2 separate regions of the Mus musculus genome follow, and region 2 is linked to region 1. The links are chromatin loops, found by intact Hi-C in ENCODE. Cell type or tissue: left cerebral cortex. All regions are shown on one strand.

Evidence for each region. Peaks named below come from ENCODE experiments on the same cell type or tissue, not always from the same donor. Only the 100,000 strongest peaks of a DNase experiment are listed, where the experiment ranks them.
Region 2: a loop joins it to region 1, with 3 times the contacts of the local background. A loop is called at or near these places in 5 of 42 quality-filtered maps.

The regions. Positions count from the first base shown.
Region 1 is chr12:106,470,413-106,478,412 of GRCm38, forward strand. Gm51969 (a long non-coding RNA gene) reads left to right here. Exons shown (of 2, transcript XR_003950178.1): 2 at 5,584-6,338. Among named protein-coding and RNA genes, the nearest start is that of Gm32876, 4.8 kb to the right of the region's middle. In left cerebral cortex, CTCF peaks have their summits at 4,259 and 6,864; DNase peaks (open chromatin) are centred at 1,908, 3,479 and 4,311; H3K4me3 peaks cover 27 bases; H3K27ac peaks cover 1,596 bases.
Region 2 is chr12:106,297,984-106,305,983 of GRCm38, forward strand. No RefSeq gene overlaps it. Among named protein-coding and RNA genes, the nearest start is that of Gm24986, 81 kb to the left of the region's middle. In left cerebral cortex, no CTCF peak of the experiment used is centred here; DNase peaks (open chromatin) are centred at 4,462, 4,851, 5,045, 5,967 and 1 more place; H3K27ac peaks cover 603 bases.

The DNA of each region.
Region 1 (8,000 bases):
CAGGGATTGCCTTTCTCTCTTCCAGAATGGGAGGGGGCATTGGGAAGGCTCCACAGAACTGGAAATCAAGCCCTTGCCAGGCACTGAGCTTACTAGCACCTTGGGCTAGCACCCAGTCCCTAGCACCCAGTCCCTAGTACCATGGACAGGAATTTACAAATTACTCTTCTACACATTGTCATTTGGGCCAAGCAAAGGCACTTGTTATCAGGCTTGACGACTGAATTTGACTCCTGGGATCTAAGTGGTAAAAGGAGGAAACAGACTCTTACATGTTGTCCCCTGGCTTCCACACACATGCGCTATAGCACACAGGTTCCCACATACATTCATATACATACACAAGAATTTTTTTAAGATTATCGTTCAAAGTATTTTCGTTATAATAACACGACTAGACTAAAATATCCGTGTCAGTTGGCTATTGCCATAACAACACTACCTTACAAGCAAGCATTAGGTCCTCCTTCTTGTGGCTTGGTGACAAGGCTTCACTGCACTCAGACTCACTCACCTGCTCTGGCTTGTTCTGAACCGGGATCCACCGGTGACAGTCTCCTCTTACCACAGATCTGAGCTGGCTAGAACAGCTCCAGTCCTCTTCTCGGGCTAAATGTACCTTTGCTTGTACTATACTGGGTCCCTCGCCCCAAAGTCCAATGGCCAAGTCTAAGCCCATTCCACCCTTGAAAGGGCGACAGGGACATCTGCGGACAAGAATGACAACCAGCAGAGCTATCTGTCACAGCAACATGTGGTAGTGGTGGTGGGACCATGGCAGTCTTTGCTGTGAAGAGATGCCCTGTGGTGGCCCAAAGAGACACCGCAGCACATCTCTTCCAGAGCTAAGAGGGCTGTAGCTGCTCGCCAAGGTCCAGGAACGGAAAAGCAAAACCCTTCAGCCGCTAGCCTGATGTCTTAGGTGGGGAATAGGCGGGTTCAGGGTCCGCTCTCACACATGCCTTGCTAACATCTCAGGAAGGTCACAAAGAGCCAGCAAGAGCAGTCTGCATGTTAGGCCTGCAAAGACCGCCCCCACCCCCATCCCCACCCCCGCTCTACCTCTTTCGGTGAGAACCTGGACTGAGCTTCGAGCCCCAGGACAGAGCGGTCTGACCTCAGTGTTCATCCTTTTCTGATTGTCTAGTTGCCCACACTTGCTGAGCTAGAGTCTCGGAGCATGAGGTATGGTACACCCATCATCTCTCAACCCAGCGAGATGTGGGAGTTACAGGTCGGGAGAGGTCCCGCTTTTCCACGGCACTCCGTCATCTTCTAGGGACCTGAGGTTTACTCTTGGGCCCGGGGCATACTATCTTGTCCGTGAAGGGGCTCTCGCCTGTTACATTCTCCTTAGCCTTTCTTCAGTCTCTCAGCCTGACTGCTGATTTCTCACTTTACGTGGAGCAGGAGAGAAGAGTTCCGAATGAAGCCAGAATTTCTGCAAGGCAAGGCAGAAATTTAACAGGCCTCTGAAGGACTCCGCGAGCCACCCCAGGGCTGGGCTGAGCTCCATGAACTGCAGAGAGCAGAGTTTCTTAGATTACAGTGCTGACCCGGGTTGGCTCCGCAATCATCTTTGGCTCACATCTGCCTAATGGCCCATGTTTGATCACGGACCACGTCAGATTTTCATAGCCCAGAAGGATTCCATTAGCCACTAGGAAACGAAGGGTTTATAATAGGGGGCGTGGGGGGGGGGCTTGATGTCTCCTAGCACAGCCTCAGGCATCTGCCACCCCTCCTGCAGGCAGGTCCTTCTGTCAGCATCTCTGTGCCTCATTTTACAGGTCATCAGTGGGATGATCTCAGCTCTCCCGGCTCTCATGGCAAGTGCTTGATCTGCTGGCCCACTGTCAGCCTACATTCTGCTTTTTATCCATATAAAACTCCCATATTGGAAAGTGTGTGACTCATCTCTGGCACGTGTCCTTGATATATAAAGAGCGTCTGCAGATCATTAATATAAGAACAAGCAGCAACCCAAGGTAGAAATACAGAAAGAACACTGTGCAGTTCCACCTTAGCATTTGCCATCTCATTCCAACACAGCTCACAAGACGTCTCTCTTTGAGACTTTCTTTTTTTCTTTTTTCTTTCTTTTTTTTTTTTTGTGGTTTTTTCGAGACAGGGTTTCTCTGTGTAGCCCTGGCTGTCCTGAAACTCACTCTGTAGACCAGACTGGCGGTGCCTGATCAGAAATGATCCACTTAGATGTGCGCTTCAGACACAATGCAAAATATTTTTCAGTACCATGATATTTGGAGGCTGAAAAGACAGAAGCAGCCACTGGCATAGCGGCACCCTCTTGTAATTCAGGCATGCAGGGCAATGTAGGCAGGGACCTGGGAAGTTTGAGGCTACCACAAAGGATGGAGATGGTGCTCAGCCTCAAACAAACAATTGGAAGAAGGGGGGGAGGCTAAGGGGAGATACTTTTTTATTTCATGATTTATTCTTATTTATTAATTCTCTGTGTTTAAAGTGAAAGCAGAAAGGTACTGAATGGTTCGCTCCGAATGTTAGCATCTGCCAATGGGAGGATCTGCTGGTTTGGGTGTAAGAGAGCTCCGGCTGTGTTATGGTCTATACAGAGACAAACACCGAAAGTACTATGCAGGCATTCATATTCTATTCTAAACACAGAAAAACCAGAAAACATAGAAGAAAGTACATTGTGCTCTGACGGGTGAGACTGTAATTAATTTTATTTTGATTTTGTATGAACATTTTTGCTTGCTTGGTTATTTTATTTCATTTTATTTTATTTAGACAGGGTTTCTCTATGCAGCCATAGCTGTCCTGGAACTCATTCTGTAGACCATTGCTGGACTTGAACTTAGAGACCCAGCTGCCTCTGCCTCCTGAGTGTGGGGGTTAAAGGCGTGCGCCACCCCTGACTGCACACATTATTTTTTTAAATCTTCATTGTAACTCTATATGTGTATACACATATTCTCTGCATACATTACTTAAACTCTTTGTTTAGATGTCTTTTTTTAGCTTTCTTACTTTTATTCCTTAAAAAAAAAAACCCAAGGATATAATGAGGCATAATTATGTAAATACCGCATATTTATCTGTGCAGTGCTTTTAGATGCATGGTGGTCTCCGTGTATGCCTGACTCTCTCCAGGAAGCCAGGCCTCCAAGTTAGAGTTCCCATTTTACAGATGAGACAATGAGGCCCTGGACAGTTCAGTGAGATGAAAAGCAGAGTAGGAAGAACCTGTCAACTACTGTGCATCGTGGGTTAGCTTAGGAATACACGTGCTTGGTATATAAAGTGTAGCAAGGGCCCTGAACCCATGGGGATGCCAAACCTGGCATTCAGAGAGTGCACCAAGAATTGGGTCCTTTAGGAATTCCCGCCAACGCTTAGAGGAGGTGTGGGGGTGGTGGCGGTGGGGAGGAGTGTCTCTAGTGTGACTTTTTCACTGTGCAGTAAAGTCTCTCTCAATTTAACTTCTTCCTCTCCCATTTCATGTGAGTGTCTCTGTGTGTATCTGTTTCTGTGAAGAGCATGAGCCGGAGGGTGCCTATGTGTGCTTATATGTGTGTCTAATAAGCCCAGAGATCGAGTCCGGTGTCTTCTACCACACGCTCTCTCAATGGCCCGGGGCTCATCCAGCAGACTAGGCTGCCTGACCATTGATCTTGGGGTCTTGCACATCGCTGCCCCCGCCCCGTGATGGTATTACAAAGTGTGTCATCAGACCTGGCTTTTTATGTGGGTTCCAGAGCTCAAGTCCCCATTCTTGCTCAGCAAGCATTTTACCCAGGGAGTCATGTCCCCAGCCCAGCTGAGCTTCTCTATATAAACTCTGAACTCAGGCCCGAAAGCACACTCTCTTCCTCATTCACTATCGTCACTTTTTTTTTTTTTAATTTTTAAAATCATCACCCTTTTGTAAACTGAAACATGGAAACCAAAAACCAAAACGACAGCAACGCTTGAGCCTCTGAAGCCTGGCGGTGGTTTGACGGGGCTGTTCGGGAACCTCTGCTTGTGTGTTCCTGTGCCCCCTCTCCCAAAATGTGCCGCAATCAGAAGGCTCAAAGCTCCTCGCTGACTCCCCTACAGCTCTCAGAGTTAAAGCCCTTGCAACGACCTCTGAACTCCAGCCAGATCCGCGGTGTCTGCACCACTTGCCTCTGATAGTTCTGCTCCAAACAGGGTCTCTCTGGCTCAGCCCTAATACCTCTTTGGTCCTAGGCCTTCAGATAGGTTCTGCAAGGTGCAGTTTCCATGGCTTTCCCCCGGAGGCGCATGCGCACCGCACCTTCCGTTGCATCTTACTAAACCATCCCCTTTCAATACGAGCTTCCTCAAATTCCAGCTGCGTAGTACCAAAGTGCCAGGTTGGGTCTGAGCGGGGATACCCCACAGGGACAGGCATTCTATAGCTGTGCTTACCGCCGGGGCACCAGACTGAGGAGGACGTCAGTCCTTAATGCAAAACTGCCTTTAATTGTTCCTTGCAGATCTGAGCAGAAGGAAGCACGGGTTCTCATCTTTTAGCCTCGGTGACCTCTGACCTCTTATCAGAAGGACGCAGGCCAGGCCACTAGCAAGTTAGGAAGCGCTGTCCCGTGTTATCGCTGAAAGCTACGCATTTTCTTGCGAGACAAACATTATTTGAGGCCACGCAAGTACACACTGCACCTCTGGAGTTAGGCTGTTTTTCAAGGCTGGGGACAGGTCGCTGTTATTTTTGTTGTGTGTTTTTTTTTTTTTTTTTCATGGCTCTTTTTAGTCTTCCACCTGTTTACTGGGTTTGCTGGGCTCAGCCTCCAGAAAACAAGACAGAAAGCACCTCTCTGTGTTGCGTAGATTTAATACGCTCCGGGGGAACCCAGCACTGGTGGGTTAAGGAACAGGAATGTGCTCCCAGTTTAGGAAAGACAGTTCTTCAGCTTGAGTTTGTTTGGATGAAAACAAGACGGGCCCACATTTCTGTGTAAATCTGAAACCAGACAAGTTTCACACAGTTGCACATTTCAAAAAAGAAAAAAAAAAGAAAGAAAAAAAAACCGTTCTGCTCCCGTTTGGTGAGTATTCCGTGTATCGGGGGGAGGGGACCCCCTTAGACTTTCCAATGACAAAACGATTCCTCTTCTCCTCTCCAAAACCCTTTTTTGAGCCGTGTTCTCGGGTGTAGACTGGTTCTCTGGTGTGTATGGGAGTCTGGGATGCTGGAAGATGCTTCTATGAGATGTCAGCTCCGGGGCATGCTGTGGAACTTGCCAGAACAATCCCATTGCCCATAAATACAAAATCCTCTTTCTCACCCAGAGTGCCAGGTGCACCTTCGTCCAGAAAAACCTCAGCCTGGCCTAGGAGAATATTGTGTTCTGAGATTTTTCTGCAAATACACACACACACACACACACACACACACACACACACACACACACTTTCTCTTTCTGTCATTTTCTGTGTTAACCACATTCTTAAAACCTGGAGGCACGCCAATTTTTTTTTCTTGAAAACGGAAAAAAAATTCAAAAGTTTTTTTTTTTTTTGTAATTGAAATTCATGACAAATTACAGACAGTTTTTTTCTTCTTCCTGTCTCTTTTAGAACAACGTGTCCTTAGAAAAGAGCTTTCTTATTGAAATGGAACTTTGTGGAACCCGAGGAATGTGGCTGGGATGGATGGAGCTACCTGTCACTGCTGTGAGCCATGGCTGCCCACGCCCACAGGACCAGTGTTGTGCCTCTCAGAGCAAGACACTGTTGGAGGTCCAGTGGACAGGACCCCCCCACCCCCAATGAAAAGCAGAAACCGTTTGTTTCAGACCTGGGTGTTGGCCAGGTCAGGCTGGTGGGTGTGCCCAAGTGCACCTTGATTTCTGTCCAGGTAGTGCCTCTTCTAATATAGATGCAAGACAAAGGTCAAATAGCCACCCTGCGGTCCGGTACAACTCATAGTGTAATGATTGAGGGTGAGGTTTATCTTATTTAATTTTAATTTATTTTTGTTCAACTGTTTGGATTAAGATTGTCGCTGTAATTGCATTTACTAAAACCCTAGATAATCGTATGCCTCACAAATAGATTTTTTTTTCCCCTTCGAGGTCATACCAAGGCCATAACTTTGACCTTTTCATAAGAACCTGGTGTCTTCCAGCTCCTGGTGAATTCACTGCCACACGGTACAAATTTTAAAAGGTGCCTGCAGCATGTCTCTTTGTCTCCTGGTGTTTTGTGTGGATGTTCACGGAGTTTTTCCTTCTAACCAACAACCACAAATCTTCCTTAGAATGCCATGTCTCTAGTTGCTCTCAGTTTCCTTTAAATCTATAAGCAAATAGCAATAAATCTGGGAGGGAACTATACATATTTTTACAGTCCCCCCATTTCTTTCCTCTAAATTTCTTGAAGAATTTAACAAAGATGCCACCATGCCGCTGGTCGCAATGGGACAAGTTAGAGGGGTCAGGGAGGGTGCTATCCCATGCTGCCAAACACGGGAGCACCCAGATTCCAGTATCAGAGAGAAAGAATGTAATATAATGTTTTAAGAGAAACCAGAACAAATGCGAAGACGTCCACAATGAACCAAAGATTTAAATTGTAAATAAAGATGGGATCAGGTCTTGTCCACTGGCTTTCGGAAGAATGAACTGGGCACCAGTCTTTCTGGTATGTCGAGAATGGTTTAGGGAAATGCCTTGCAGGTAATCTATTAGGCAAGGCTTATTATTTTAAGGGCTAAGGTCACAGGCACAGGAGAAGGTTCCAACGGCCAGTCCTCCCCCCTCCCCCGGAGGTGACTGAATCAGAAGTCTGCCCATTCTTCTCTGAACTCAGTTCTCAGTCCTGAACAAACACTTTTTGTTTCTGCAAACCTCACAGGGGGAGCTAGGGAGTAGCTCCCGGCTCAAAGGCCTTCTTACAAAAGGACTTTTTTTTTTTTTTTTTTTTTTTTTTAAATTGCTGGATTTGGATAGTAACTTTTAAGTGGGGTCAGTGGTCTTTGCAGGAACCGGTGGATGGCTGCTAAGATCACTGCTAAGGATTTGGGGTCCTTCAGTATGCAGACCAAAGTCAGGGAGTTCAGAGATGTTGTTCCAATGCAGTCACATTAGACTGGGTGGAAATGGGCAGACTGCATGACCATAATCACTCAGGCCTGCCTATTCACCATGCTTGCACATGTGTGTGCTTGTGTGGGAGATATGCCCAAGAGCTCGCTCACTGAGAACATACACGATGCCAGTGAGCTGCACACAACCGCCCCCCCCCCCCATTATTTGTAAACGTAATGTGTACCTTTCTATATCCCCGAAATTTTGAGGAATAATTTAGTTGAAGAGAAAGTGTTGGATCTGTGTTGTGGTGGCTCTCTTCTCAGGGACCCAGACACATTAAAACACCAGGGGTGGAGGGACAGGAATGAGCCACCTCACTGATGCCATAGGGAGGACCCTTCCCCACTCACAGACAATTCTGTTCAAACTGTGCAAATCTTTTCATTTCCCCAAAGTGAACGGTCTTGAAGTTTCCATCTTCTAAAATACAACCCTCACAGCCTAAATGAACCTTTGCAACTGTGTGGTTAGAACCACTGCGGAGAGAAAGTTTGAATTTTTAAAACGTTCCAGGAAGAGGTTTGAAGCCCACACCCCCTTTCCAAAGAAAACCCAATTATTTTCCTGATTTGCCAGAGTTACGTGTTGCCATGTGGGCAAACCAATAGATGCCAGGCAATCCCCTTAAACACACACACACACACACACACACACACACACACACACACACACACACACACACACACACAGCTAGGGAGGCTGGAGAAACCCGGCTGAGGCAGAGGATCATGCTTCTGCGGTGCCAGGAGATACTTTTAGGACTAGGGCAGAAATCAGGAATGACCTGGCGATTAGCCTTTGACGATGTGAAGTTTAAGCAGATTTACCTGGTCCCGAACCCCCTTCGCCCTTCCAAACGCTGTTTATCCCCGGTCGAGTCTAAGTTTTGCGGCATCAATTGGG
Region 2 (8,000 bases), 170 kb before region 1:
GCACACACACATACACATGTGCATCCTCACACACACATGCTCATATAAACATGCACACACATGCACATACACATACACATGTGCATGCTCACACATGCCCATACAAATGTGCACACATACATGCACACATATGCACACATGCATGCACACATATGCACACATATGCACACACATACACATGTGCATGCTCACATATGCACATGCATACACATATATACATACAAGCACATTAATATGCTCACACAAACATACACAGATATACATGCATGTGTCACACACACACACACACACACACACACACAATTAGAATTCACAATGGAGCCTCTGTGTTTAAGTGTGGCTCCTGTGCTGATGCTGATGAGAAGTGGACCTGTTGTTCTGGCCTGGATTTCTTTCTTTGCTTGGGAGCATTTACTGCCCTAATAGACCAGAGCTCCAGTCCTGACTTTAAGTCACCAGCATTGACCAGGAATGGAGGAAGGAGACACACCAGCATCCTAAGTGTGACTCTGAATGTCCGAGGTCCTTTCTCCCTGGGTTTTCTGCACCAGGCGCTTTCATCTAGGACCCTTCTCTCAGATGCTTCAATCCTTTCTCTCTCAAAGGTCCCTGCTGCTCCACCTATCTATTCTTGTTCTATTTTACAGATAATAGTTAGTAGCATCTTAACAATATATGTAATTATATACTCACACACACACAGAAAGACCTGTGCATAACAATGGGTTTTCCTGTGGCACTGAGAGACTGCAGCCCAGTGCTTTACTGAAGCTGGGAAGTACTCTAAGATACTCCCATAGTCTTCTTAATATTGTGTACATATGTGTGTTTGTGTGTCTGTCTGTCCATCTGTCTGTCTGTGTGTGTCTGAGGTGCCAGAAGAGGCTGTTGAAGTTCCGAGAGTTGTAGGCATATTTCTCCAGTCCCCTCTTTATTTATTTTTATTTTGAGACAGAGGCTTGCCAAGTTGCTAAGGGTTGTCTTGAACTCACACTGCAGCCTCGGCAGTCCTCCTACCTCAGCCTTCCAAGCTGCTTAGACTTCACCTGTGGCTGTTTTCCTGCCGTCACCTGTGGCTGTTTTCCTGCTACAAGGACAGAGACTGGCTCAGAGGGAAACACTAGCATCCTTTCCGAAGCTTGCACTGTGTCTTCTGTCAATTGGAAGTGGGGTGTCTCCTGCTAGTCAAAAGTTTCTGTCTTTTCCTGTCACCCTGAGCGTGACCCTTAAGGAAGCATCTGGTGTGTTTTGAAAGTTGTACCTTGGGCTTTCTAAGTTTCTGGGCTAATGTCCGCTTATCAGTGAGTGCATATCATGTGTGTGCTTTTGTGATTGGGTTACCTCACTCAGGATGATGCCCTCCAGATACATCCATTTGCATAAGAATTTCATAAATTCAGTCTTTTTAATAGCTGAGTAGTACTCCATTGTGTAAATGTACCACATTTTCTGTATCCATTCCTCTGTTTTGAGGGACATCTGGGTTCTTTCCAGCTTCTGGCTATTATAAATAAGGCTGCTATGAACATGAAACTCAAGAAGAAGGAAGACCAAAGTGTGGATACTTTGTTCCTTCTTAGAATGGGGAACAAAATACCCATGGAAGGAGTTACAGAGATGAAGTTCTGAGCTGAGATGGAAGGAAGGACCATCCAGAGACTGCCCCACCCTGGGATCCATCCCATAAACAGCCACTAAATCCAGACACTATTGCATATGCCAGCAAGGTTTTGCTGACAGGACCCTGATATAGCTATCTCTTGTGAGGCTATGCCAGTGCCTGACAAATACAGAAGTGGATGCTCACAGTCATCCATTGGATGGAACACAGGGCCCCCAATGGAGGAGCTAGAGAAAGTACCCAAGGAGCTAAAGGGGTCTGCAACCCTATAGGTGGAACAACAATATGAACTAACCAGTACCTCCAGAGCTCATGTCTCTAGCTGCATATGTAGCAGAGGATGGCCTAGTCAGCCATCAATGGGAGGAGAGGCCCTTGGTCTTTCGAAGATCATATGCCCCAGTACAGGTGAATGCCAGGGCCAGAAAGTGGGAGTGGGTGGGTTTGGGATCAGGGCAGTGGGAGAGTATAGGGGACTTTCGGGATAGCATTTGAAATGTGAATGAAGAAAATGTCTAATAAACAACAAAAGGAAGCATCTGATGTTGGTTTCCAAAAGCTCATTTCCAAGTGAGCAACTGAGGCTGAGAGCAAGAATCTTACCTACGGATAGTGAGAGGCCTCTGGCCCCACTCTGGAGCCAAGCGAGGGTGGATGTCAGAAATGCGTTCGTCTCTTTGCAAGGAGGGTGGGGCAAACAGACATTTGCTAGTCAAAGGAATTTTAATTTCAAGGAATAATATATGTATTAGATTTTTGATTTCATTTCGTTTGTTTTGGGTCTTTTGAGACGGTTTTATTAAACAGCACAGGCTAGCCTCCAACTCTTAAGCCCACACCTTCATCCTAACCCTAGCCCTAGCCCTACCTCTTCCTCAGCCTAAGTCCTGGTGTTACAGGCGCTTGCCACCACACCTGCTTTAATTAATTAATTAGCTAATTAATTAATTAACTAATTAAGTCTATTGTAAGTTTCTACACACACACACACACACACACATACACACACACACATACTTATTTATTCTTATTTTATGTGTGTGGTTTTGACTTGCATGTTTGTAATATGCACCATGTGCTGGCCTGGATCCAGCCGAGGCCAGAGGAGGGTATCCACTGGAGTTACAGATGCTGACGAGCTATCAAGGGAGTTTCTGCGAACTGTTACTGGCTTCTCTGTCAGAGCTGAAGTGCTCTTCCTTAACCTCAGTTGGACCATCTCTCCGGCCTCTTATTTTTCAGTTTTATTGGTGGACTTTGGAAGGAACATTCAGCTTCTTTCCCACCACAGCATTCATGTAAGATGAACACGGATGTGAGTCACCCACTGGTCTGCTGACTGGGGTATATGAGTGGCGTGCTAGCTTTCCAGTGGTGCTCAACCTTCTGACATTGTCATAAGACGTTTTCATCTATAAACGTGTTAGGTGGCATTTATAGCTATTCTGGGATGTGTGTGCCTGGCCAGTGAATTGCATGTCAGACCACAGCTTTGGTGATGAGCAGCAGTTGGCTTCAGCTTGCCTGCTTCTTCCCAGTGTAGAGCTGGGCCTTATAATGGAAACCAGAGCTCTTCTGCCAGAGCCCTGGTTCCTCTTGTGGCTCCCTAGCCCCACACCTGTGCTTGCTTTGTCCTGTGTAGCAAGGGCTGACCCAGTGCTCCGACCTGGCCGTGAGGCCATAGCATAGGTCTTGAAAGCACTGGTTGCTAGGTTAGGTAGCAGGTGAGTCTGCTATCAAGCTTGCTCCCCTGGGACCAGGCTGGGTTACAAGGGACAGAGAGACAGAGATACAGAGAGTGTGCTCGAGCAAGCATGTGCATGTATGAGCATGTGTGTGTCTGTGTGTGCCTGTGCATGTGCTTGTGTGTGTGAATGTGTGTATGTGTTCATGTGTCTGTGTGTCTTCTGTGTGTGTATATGTCTCTGTGTATGCATGTGTATGTGCATGTGTCTCTGTGTGTGCATGTGTCTCTGTGTATGTTCATGTGTCTCTGTGTGTGTGCATGTGTGTATGTGTTTATGTGTACCCTTTTTTTTTTCAGCCACCAGCTATGGAGACTTTGTTAGCGGCCACATACCCCCTCACTGTATTTGATTTCTTTCTGGAATCAGCATCGGTCAGCAGTGGCGCCTCTAGCACCGGCTAGTTAGTACTCAGTGTTGTGAAAGGAGCATATACCATGCAGGCATCCTACACCCAGGGCACTCAGGATCTGGATATCCTTGTGGCTCTATCATCTTAACCAGACAGGTAGCTACTGGCCACCAGCTTTCCTTCTAAGACAGTGCCTGAGGGACCAACTCAATTTTCTCCTCATGTGAAGATTGTGGATTCTGTGGTTTGAGAGATCTTCATGGCATGCAGACCTTCTTAACTGCCCATCTTTGAGATAGGAAGGAAGAAGGCCTCCGAGCACGGCCTTGGACCTCCCGGACTCAATGCTCTTAAGCTACATCTCGGTTCATAAGGAGCCACCACAAGGCCCAATATTGCCACAGATAATTTGGTTTCTGAAAGTCAAAAAATGAACCAGATGGCTTTCAAAGAAAACAGGACACATATCAGATTCCAATTATATTAAAATGATGACCCAATTTAGGAAAACACAAAGTGTCATAAAAAATGTTTAAATAAACAAAATCTGCATATTTATGAAACGATAATATTCGCTGGGCTCCTCACTCCGGGTAACGAGTTTCTAAACTAGACCGATGGCATTCCAAGCTTCCTGTGGAATCCGGGCTTGGAGAAGCCTGCCGTACTGTTTGGAATTGCAGACTATCTCAAGAAAGAAAGAAAGATTTCTTTTTCCATTCTCGTATGTGTGTCTCGAGCCAATTTAGGAACATGAAAGGTCAGCTCTTTATGAATTCCATATAGATCCACTTCTAATGCGCCCGGATGGGAGCCACCCGCCCTGCCTCGTTGGCTGAACATCCTGACACCTCTCTTCCGAGGCAGTCGCTGTCACCCCCCCCCCCCAACCTCCACCGCCACTGCAGACCCAGCGCTGGGCTGGGTTGGCAGGGAGAGTCTCAGATTTATCTATTTATTTTTCCAGATAAATTAAAAACTCAGGGGGCACTTAAAATAAATTAGCAACTGCTCCTGACAGTGTCTTGCTTGTGGAGTGTCACATTTGCCGTTTTTGGCAAGGACTAACTCGCCTGCCTTCTTTCCCACCGAGCACAAACTGCTAACGGAACACTGTGCTCCTGTGAGCGGGGCGTGTTGCTGGAGATGCTACTCATACAGGGGCACTGTGAGCCAGGAGGTGTGACCCCAGAGCTCTCAGGGTCGTACCTTCTCGGGGACAGCCAGGTGGCACTTCAGGAGCCTGGGGGAAGGGTCAGTTTTGTTCTCAGTTGTTCTCATTTCAGGGATTCTGAAATGGTTTCTGAAAGGAGCTTCCTGTCACCCAGCCCAGAGAGTGTGGCTGTCATTTCATAAATGCTGTAGTTCTAGAGAGTTCTCTTCAGAGAGGATGTTGGATATAACACCTGCTTCTCTGCAATGTACATGTTTATTTAACGAGTGAATATATACTGAGTCTCTTAGGTTCCCAGCATGTAAGACACAGCCCAGCTGTCAACAAAGATGCACAGGCCTGGTTTTCCCGGACGGTGTTTCTGAGATGCACACCCACCTGCAGTGTGCTGGCATGTCACCTGTCCCTGCAGGGCATCCAGGGACATGGGACCAGCATCCCAGAACCCAAATGGCAGGTGAAATAGTGCCTGTATAGAGTTGGTTCTCCATAGATTGACAAAGGAGGGACACCCAGTATGCTAGTCTGTAGGTCACACATACTAGCTCCAGCACCTGTCTGCTGCATTAGAGGGCTGCCTTGTTCCTGGGAGCTATGAGGCAGCCTCGCTCTGTTCTCACTTAAAGAGCTGCCTCAGACAAAGGTGAATGCTCCTTCCTTCCTTCCTTCCTTCCTTCCTTCCTTCCTTCCTTCCTTCCTTCCCCGTTCTGTCCCTCTATCCTCCCTTATTTCCTTCCTCCCTCCCTCCTTTCCCCCTCCTTCCTTTCTTTTTTCCTTCCTTCTTTCTCCCCTTCCTTCCTTCCTTCCTTCCTTCCTTCCTTCCTTCCTTCCTTCCTTCCTTCCTTCCTTCTTCCCTCTCTCCCTCCCTTCCCGTCTGTCTTTTTGTCTCCTCAGTAAGGAACAGAGCCCTTAGTTAAACTGAATCTGGATAACATTACTCTTTCTCCCAGTAACCTTTCCCACATTTACTGTATTCGAGCAGAGACTCCGACAGACAGACAGAAGTGTAAGAATCGGCAGCTTTCCCCTGCTGTGCTGGGTGGCAGAACATTCTGTCCCGGGAGAGTAGCTTTCACTAAAAGGGACTTAAAGAAATTAATATATTTACTGTCAGAAAAGTCCTACATCATTGGGACTACACCAAGTCCCACCTGACTGCATGTAAATAATTAAAACTCAGGGCTTCTGAGTTTTGGGCAATTTTTGAACATCTAATTTTATCACCACACGGCTCCCCCTAGAAGACTGTTTTTAAAAATGCTTATTCCTCGAGCGAAGCTTTTTCTTTTTTTCTATCTTTTACTTTTTAAATTCTTTTTTTTTTTTTTTTTTTTTTTTTTTTTTTTTTTTTTTTTGAGTCATGGCAGGGTTAGCGGGAGGCAGAATTGTCTCCTTGCCAGAGTTTAAGTGCAGCGTTTTTTCATTAGAATTTAACAAATGTTCATCTTGAAATAGACGGACAACGGGTCAAACCGCCCCGGCTTCTCCCCGTTAACCCGAATGCATTAGAGCAGTGACTTCTCATTTTCAGATCAATGTTGTCTCTTATTCTTGGACTTAATTTACTATAAGATTAATACGGCCGTCTCTCCATTTATTTCTGTCTCTTTCTCTCTCTGGCTTTAATAAAATTAGAATTAATTTAATATAATACAATCTCCAGATTTTGTGTGTGTGTGAGTGTGTGTGTGTGTGTGTGTGTGTGTGTGTGTGTGTGTGACATAGAAATGCCAAATTCAACAATGTGCTTTGATTTTTTTTTTTTGCCAATGGTAAACTATTGTGCAAAAAAAAATTATATAAATACAAGAGAACATCTGGTCTTTTGAACTGTAGTCACTGCTGAATTTAAACATCGCACCCGTTTGACAAAATTAAAGGATTTTATTCTTTGTTTTTCCTGGGCTTTAAATAGTGAGCTACAAATAGAAAGTGGAGTTATCATTTCTAGCTCACTTGGAATGTTATGCGGGGAAGGCATTCTGCGTTCCCTACGATTTCAGAAGCCAGCCAGGGGTTTAGGAAATGTGGATGTACAGCGAGACTTTTAAGACAATGACCCAAATTAAATTAAACGCATTGCTCCCAGTTTTCAAAAACAAAATAAAGCAAAACAAAAAACCCCCACAACAATTTCTGAATGACACTATGCATGGTGGTGGGGGGCAATTTTGATATCTTTTAGAGTAAAGTAATTAGAATTATTACTGCCACTTTTATAACAAACTCTCGTGACTCTTCCCGTCTGTCCGGGCTCTCTTTCATGATGGAGACATCATACAATCCGTAATTGTTCTATGAAGGAAAAGAGAGTTAATCTTTTTGCATTTGAAGTAAGCCTTTATCACGAGCCCAACAAAGCCAGACAGATCAAAAAAGAGCCCGAGAGAGCATTTAAGGAAATTAGTGCAAATGTCAGTAAAAGGTAAAAATTAATGCACGTATTATTGAAATATGGTTGAAACCTGCCTTCTTTTCATTTCTTTGATATTTCGAAGGCATAAAACACTCAATTAACTTTCCATTGTGTTTGGGGGAGGAAAAGGGGAGGATGGTCGGGGAAGCGCTTGGGTGTGGGTGGTGTGTGTGTGGGGGGGGTGAGGGCTGGTTAGCAAGCTGGAGACATGTGGTCCATGCCACCCAGAGACACAGGCCCTCAAGGACCCCTGATTTGGGGTTGCTGGTAGACTTTGGGTTTTCCTGCCTCTTTATTTGGGAGCATTATACCTTAGCATGCGCAGAACAGAGACATTTTTGAGAAGCACAGACAGTGGACTGCTAGGGCCTGTCCTGAGGCTTGGGAGACAACTCACTCTCTGGGCCCCCAGGCTCATGCTGACCTTTCCTAATGAACTTTTGCTAGGTGGGCGAAGGGCGATTTAAGGCAAGAAGCAATTTGAGGCAGGACACACAGATGATGGTTAATATATGTGAGTAACCCACTTACCAAATGCTGAGTGACCTCTAAGGAGTAGCTTAACCTCTCTGGGCTAATATTTGTCCCTTAGTGTGTTCTAGGGATATGGCTACCAGCTTGTTAAATGGCTAAGAAACAGGGAAATGTTTCATCCCGAAGGCTTGTAGCAGACACTCAACAAATATTAAATT